Linked DNA regions of Homo sapiens: region 2 is linked to region 1. The links are chromatin contacts, found by Hi-C or POLR2A ChIA-PET in ENCODE. All regions are on one chromosome and are shown on one strand. Each heading gives the region's core, a stretch centred on a gene start or an enhancer-like site at or near the end of the contact. The rest is flanking DNA. Distances are from core to core; before and after follow the strand shown. Region 1 holds the start of ZNF774 (zinc finger protein 774). Region 2 holds the start of VPS33B (VPS33B late endosome and lysosome associated).

The links. Hi-C counts contacts between places; a loop is a spot of excess contacts on that map. ChIA-PET counts read pairs that join two places held with the same protein, here RNA polymerase II (POLR2A). Pooled maps may share reads with other maps.
Region 2: a map with no recorded cell type shows a loop between it and region 1 (12-fold over the local background). The contact joins the promoter of VPS33B here to the promoter of ZNF774 in region 1. A Hi-C loop is called at or near these places in 1 of 37 single-sample maps with no recorded cell type and 7 of 50 pooled maps. POLR2A ChIA-PET finds 5 or more read pairs at or near these places in 2 of 52 experiments (AG04449 and activated T-cell).

Annotation. Positions count from the first base shown.
Region 1 is chr15:90,350,600-90,354,123 of GRCh38, forward strand. ZNF774 (zinc finger protein 774) reads left to right here and starts at 1,685. Exons shown (of 4, transcript NM_001004309.3): 1 at 1,685-1,812.
Region 2 is chr15:91,020,989-91,024,512 of GRCh38, forward strand. It overlaps VPS33B (VPS33B late endosome and lysosome associated), which reads right to left and starts at 1,606. Exons shown (of 23, transcript NM_018668.5): 1 at 1,166-1,606. The coding sequence starts at 1,261. It overlaps VPS33B-DT (VPS33B divergent transcript), which reads left to right and starts at 1,634. Exons shown (of 4, transcript NR_110104.1): 1 at 1,634-1,752; 2 at 2,325-2,983. RefSeq lists enhancers at 690-1,306, 1,161-1,570.

The sequences.
Region 1 (3,524 bases), core at 435-2,934:
TTTATTTCCCCTTTTGGCCTGTGAACTTCATGAAGGTAATGGTTATGTATGATTCCCGAGTAATCACAGTTCCCAGAACGATCTTTTTTTTTTTTCTTTCTTTTTTTCTTTTTTGAGACGGAGTCTTGCTCTGTCGCTCAGGATGGAGTCCAGTGGCGCGATCTCGGCTCACTGCAAGCTCCACCTCCCGGGTTCACATCATTCTCCTGCCTCAGCCTCCCGAGTAGCTGGGACTACAGGCGCCCGCCACCACGCCCGGCTAATTTTTTCTATATTTAGTAGAGACGGGGTTTCACCATGTTAGCCAGGATGGTCTCGATCTCCTGACCTCGTGATCCTCCCGCCTCGGCCTCCCAAAGTGCTGGGATTACAGGCGTGAGCCACCACGCCCTGCCCCCAGAACGATCTTGAGAACAGAATGTTCCCAATAAATATCCACTGGAAAATGCACCTTATTTTTGTTGAAGGAATGGTGGAATTAGCATCAAAGGGATCTTCAACATTAACTCGGGCCGGGCACGGTGGCTCACGCCTGTAATCCCAGCACTTTAGGAAGCCGAGGCGGGCGGATCACGAGGTCAGGAGATGGAGATCATCCTGGCTAACATGGTGAAACCCCGTCTCTACTAAAAATACAAAAAATTAGCCGGGTGTGGTGGCGGGCGCCTGTAGTCCCAGCTACTCGGGAGGCTAAGGCAGGAGAATGGTGTGAACCTGGGAGGCAGAACTCGCAGTGAGCCGAGATCGTGCCACTGCACTCTAGCCTGGGCGACAGAGCGAGACTCCGTCTAAAAAAAAAAAAAAAAAAAAACTCTATGGCTGGTAATTCTAAGCGTTTTATAATACATCACAAAATGTTCTTTTATTTTTCTAAATTGCACTGAATCAACAAACGGAGTAGACAGGCACATTTTCTTCACTTTAAGGAAAGACTTTGTTGTTTTTTAGCTAGGGGCCGACCCAAAGTGATCACTGGCTCTCACATGAGACCCAGGAGCCTCCCCAGTTTGAAGCCCGATATCACATTTCCCAGAATACTTGATGCCCTCGCCCGCCTCCTCTGGCTATCAACCAGACGGAAAGGGGATGTGCCTGGGAGTTTGATGCCAAGGGAAGGATGCGGAATGTCTGTTTTCTACTAAGGGCTTCTGCTGGGCCTTTCCAATGTCCAGTTTGAGTTGGTCTGGGACCTGGCCTCCGCAAACACCCTGCAGGCTCCGGCCGCCGGGGATGAGGTGGAAGACTGGGCAGAAGAGAGGCCGCAAAGGCCCGAGGGCTGAGCTGCTCTGCGCTGGGGAGGGGCGAAGTGCCAGAGCGCGGGAGACCTCATGGTGGGCACCAGGCTGCTCCGCGGTAGGTGGGTGAGGCCAGGAGATTCACATCTGCAGATGCCACAGTGAGGATACAGCATTTAGATCCCTCGGCTCCAAACAGGCGGTTCCGGGGGACCGGTAGCTGGGGAATTGGGTTTAGCACTTTCCAACGCTTGGAACTGGACATCCACGGCTCCGAGTCCTTTGAGGTCTTGCTCGGGACTACGTTTCCCAGAAGGCTAGGCGATAATTGACAGCTCTATCAGCCTATGGACAGAGAAAAATTCTAGCCATGGAAACTGAAAAGCCAATAGCAAGAGGATGGGGGCGGTACTTTCCGGCCGCTGGCTGTCGAAGCCGGAGTCCCACCTGTGTCCCCACAGCCCTGTCACGAATCCCGGTCGGGTTCTGGGAGGCACAGCCTCGGGGTTGCGGGCCGGGTGCGGCTCGGCGGTGGAGGACTCACTTCCTGCTCCATCCCCGGCTGGGCCCTGGGGCGGTGAGTGATTCAAGGAGGGAGACCGCGGCGGCAGCGGCGCGCTGCTGAGGGGCGTGGAGGGGGCTTGCCCGCCACCCAGACGTTTTCTCAGCGGGGTTCCCGCGCTGGCCTTTGGGAGCCCCCGGGTCTTGCTGGGCTGTGGGAGAGGTAGCTGTGGTCTCTATACCGTCGGCGGGATAAGTCATTCTCTTAATCAGTTTTCTTGCTTCTCGATGGTGGTCCCAGGGTTTCAGCTGATCTGTGACCCTCTGACCGCCGCACCCCGGTTAGGGCGCGAGCACCGAGAAGAAGAACGGGGTTCGGCCCCACGCGTGCAGTCATGTTCCTATTAATAAACCCGGTGAACGCACTGGAGCTTCTCACAGTGGCACTTAGTCACAGCCCCTCAGCGCTGTGGGGCCTTTGAGGTCACCTGTGCATGGGGAAAGGGACGGGCTGGGAAACAGGGTTTCTATAACCGTGGCTAAGACGTCTCCCCTCCTCAGTGGCGCTGTCTCCAGCAAGTGGGCCCTGCAGCTGTGTTTTGTAATGAATGTAGAAATAAAAATTATACTCAAAACTCTTTTTTTTTTTTAGACGGAATTTCGCTCTTGTTGCCCAGGCTGGAATGCAATGGCGCTATCTCCTTTCACTGCAGTCTCCACCTCCCGGGTTCAGGCGATTCTCCTGCCTCAGCCTCCCAAGTAGTTGGGATTACAGGCGTGTGCCACCACACCCGGCTAATTTTGTATTCTTAGTAGAGACAGGGTTTCACCATGTTGGCCAGGCTGATCTCGAACTCCTGACCCCAGGTGATCCGCCCGTCTCGTCTTCCCAAAGTGCTGGGATTACAGTCATGAGCCACAGCACCTGGCCAATACTGAAAACTCTTATTACAATTTTTACTTTCTAATTACATTATTGTTGTTTGTTAAAGTTTTAAACCAGAGAGATGGTTTTTAGATCCTTAAAAACTCAATACTTTATAAATGACCAATAATAATGTCTGTAAATACAAAAATATTTCCCCCAAAAGTGTGTGTGTGTGTGTGTGTGTGTGTGTGTGTGTGTGTGTGTTCCAGTAGTAAATAGGTGATTTGTAGTGGGACAAAAGATGTGAAAGAGTAAAACTTCTTCACCACAGTCTGGTCCTTCCTCCCTTGAAATGCAATATTCTTTGTAGTGGGTGGTCATGCTGGCTGCATTTTTTTTTTTTTTAAGGGAGAGACAGGGGCTCACTCTGTTGCTAGGCTGGGGTGCAGTGGCGCCATCATAGCTCACTGCAGCCTGGAACTCCTGGGCTGAAGTGATCCTCCCACTTCAGCCTCCTGAGTAGCTGGGACCACAAGTGCATGCCACCATGCCTGGCTGATTTTTAAAAGTTCTTTGTAGAGAAAGAGGTCTCAATATGTTGCTGAGGCTGGTTTATTGGAAACTTTTTAAGGGAAAAAACATTATCTTAATTTCTATGTGACTCCTATGCCTGGCAACATATTAATTGTTGAATAAATGACTGATCCATCCAGTAATTCACTCTTGACTATCCTCCAAAAAGTAATGTTTTTCATGATATTGCTGTCGATTTATTAATATATTAATGATTGGTTTCAGCCCCTAAGAGTTGTGTTTTGTGCTTATTCCCACTTTCACTTATTTTTACAACCTATCCATGTCTTCTTTTTTTTAAAAAAAAAATGTCTTTTTCAGTCTTATTTCTGACTCCATTAAGATCT
Region 2 (3,524 bases), core at 356-2,855, 670 kb after region 1:
ATTTCTATCTGCTGGATGTTACAAGCTATATTTCTTACGGGCATCTTAACTTCCCCCATCCAAACCCAAACAAATCAACTTCCCCCATCAAACCTGTTCCTTTTTCTAATTATTTTTCTCATTTCTATTCAATGTTAATACAACAAATATTTATTAAGCACATGGTGTGTGCTTGACTCTAAGCTAGGTACTCACTAGGTAGTGTTGAACAAAACAAACATGATCCCTGCCCACCTTCCAGTCTAATGAGGAATACAGACATAAAATGAATAACTAAATGATTACACAAGTAATCCATTAAAATCACAGTGGCAGTATTATTTTCCTAATAACCCAGGTTAAAAATCTCACTCATTTTTGCTTCTCCTTCAACATTTATAACCAATCAGTAAGTCTTTGAGTTTTCTTTCACCATAACTTAAAAATCCATCACTTTCCTTCATTCCCACTGCTACCAATTTTGTGTGGGCCTTTATTTCTTGTCTGATCTACGGTCTCCTAACTGGCCTTCTTGTTGCCCATTTACGCCACCACACACATCACTATTAGAATCATCAAGTATTGTCTCATGCCACAAATGGAAAAAAAATTTTTTTCAGTGGCTACTGTGTAACTGCTGATGGGTGTCTTCCCTTACATGCCTTGTCTTTCCCTGGTTTGCCAACTTTGCTCCTACCAATCTATCTGCCTGGAGCATGCTTAGTCTCCAAAGAAAATATGCTTATTACTCACACTCACTTCCTTGAAGCTCCTAGATCATCACCCCAACTAGAAATGATCACTTACTGTGAACTCTTCGGGTACACTAGCTCTATCACTCATTTACCACCTGTGTGTGATAATTTGTGCTTCATACAGCTCCTACTGGAGTGGTAAGATCCCTAATGGCAAAGATGTCTTAACCATCTTTCCGTCCCTAGGGATGCCTGGCACTAATGGTGTCTCCCTTGCCTGTATGCGGGGTTGGGGGGTGATTTCCATTAACTCTCTGGCCAGGTTCCAAACAGCTCTTACTACTCCCTGGATTCATTCTGGACCTGCTGGGGAAGCGCCAAGGACAATACCAGGGGCCAAGAACAAGATCAAAGGGGCACGGCAAGGAAGAAATGTGCATCCAATGAGTGCTAAACTGTAGATGCGATAAAGGCGTCAGGCAAGCACTGACCTGCTCCAGCAGATAGATGAGCTGGTCTCGAGCCAGCCTCTTCAGCATGGAGAAGTCAGGCAGCTCAGGGGCGTCCGGCCGATGGGGAAAAGCCATGGCAGCGGTCACCTGCGCCGCGGGGTGGAAGGACGCCCTTCGTTCTGAGAAGGCCGGCCGCAGCCCAGGGAAGCGCAAGGGGGGCTATCCTTCAGGCCTGGGCACCGACTTCCAGAGACCCCAGATGGGCCCTCGCTCCTCAGCAGCACTCCAGGAATGAATGGCCACCTCCAGGCAAGAGAGCTACTACCTCGGAGCAGCCTTGTCTCAGACCTGCAGCCACCGTGTCTCGACCCTCCCTCCCTGATCCACTCTGCCCGTCAGCAGGATTCCGGTCTACACCCCGCAGAGACTCCGCAGCGTACGAGGAGAACCCCGCCTTCTACCAGAAAAAGAAGCGACTTCCTAGATCTCCCGGAAGTCCCTTTCGCTCCCAGCGCTTCGCGTACCAGGAAGGGGACGGCGTCCTGAAAGGGACATTTGAAAAACGGAGGCAACGCGTCTATTAATTAGGTGGCGGCGCCTGGGGTCGCAGCACTCCAGAGGCTGAGGTGGGAGAATCGCTCGAGTCAGGGAGGCGGAGGTTGCAGTGAACTGCGATCGCGCTACTGCACCCCAGCCTGGGCAACAAAGCTAGACCTTGCCTCAAAAAAAAAAAAAAAAAAAAAAAAAAAGACATAATGAATGCATCAGGCTAGCTAACAATACCTCAACTCTGATCAATCATACCATCATATCATTTCCTGGTGAGATGCATAGGAAATACAGAGCATCACCTATTGCCAAAAATTGAACCTAATCAAGCCTCAAGATCTAACTACCAGTTTATAGGCTATATAGAGATTAGCAGGAATATGTTAAGACACCAAAGGTATGAAATCAACCATATCCAAAATGTAGGAAATTATATGGGACAAATGATCTGTCGTCTTCAAAAAAATGGCAAAGTGGGAAATGTGGGAGGGGAAAACACTTCAGAATAAAAGAGATTTAAGAGATGTATCAACAAAATGTTTCAATGTGTGGATCTTTTTTGGATAATAATTCAAAGATAACTGATTTAAGGAATTACTAAAACTTTTCGGGTATTGTATTTCTTTTCTTCTCTTTTTTTTCCTGACAGAGTCTCGCCCTTTTGCCTAGTGGAGGAGCTCGGCTCACTGCAAGCTCCGCGCCACAACCCCCCTGCCGCCCCAGGTTCAAGAGATTCTCCTGCCTCAGTCTCCCGAGTAGACTGGGATTACAGGCGAGTGCCACCATGCCCGGCTAATTTTTGTATTTTTGGTAGAGACGGGGTTTCATTATGTTGGCCAGGCTGATCTCGAACTCCTGACCTCAAGTGATCCGCCTGCCTTGGCCTCCCAAAGTGCTGGGATTACAGGCGTGAGCCACAACGTTGGGCCAGGTATTGTATTTCTATGTTATTATTATTTTTTGTATTTCTATGTCATACAGGCTTGTATTTCTGTTAAAAACAAGTCCTTATCTCTTTGAGATACATACTGAAGTTTTTACAGGTGAAATAATTTGGCCAGGAGTAATGGTTCATGTCTCTAATTCCCACCACTTTGGGAGGTCCAGGTCGGGGTCGGGGGGTTGCTTGAGGCCAGGAGTTTGAGATAAGATTGGTCAACTACAACACATAAAAAATAGCCAGGCATGGTGGTGGGCACCTTTAATCTCGATACTTGGGAGGCTGAGGCAGGAGGATCACTTGAGCCCAGGAGTTTGAGGCTGCAGTGCGCTACGATCATGCTACAGCACCCCAGCCTGGGCAACAGAGTGAGACACCGTTTGTTTTTTCTTTTCTTTTTTTTTTTTTGAGACAAGGTCTGGCTTTATCTATCACCCAGGCTGGAGTGCAGTGATATGTTCTGTCTCTTTTTTTTTTGAGATGGAGTTTCGCTCTTGTTGCTCAGGCTGGAGTGCAATGGCACGATCTCAGCTCACTGCAACCTCCACCTCCCAGGTTCAAGCGTTTCTCCTGCTGCAGCCTCCTGAGTAGCTGGGATTACAGGCATGTGCCACGCACCCAGCTAATTTTGTATTTTTAGTAGAGACAGAGTTTCTCCATGTTGGTCAGGCTGGTCTTGAACTCCTGACCTCAGGTGATCTTCCCGCCTCAGTCTCCCAAAATGCTGGGATTGTAGGCATGAGCCGCCATGCCTGGCCCGATCTGTCTCTTAAAAAATAAAAAAAAAAACTAAAATATGTTTGGGATTTGCTTTAAAATAACCCAGGGGGAGATGTAGGAACATTCAGGAAAAAGATTGGGCCAGGCACGGTGGCTCACGCCTGTGAACCCAGACCGAGGCAGGTGGAT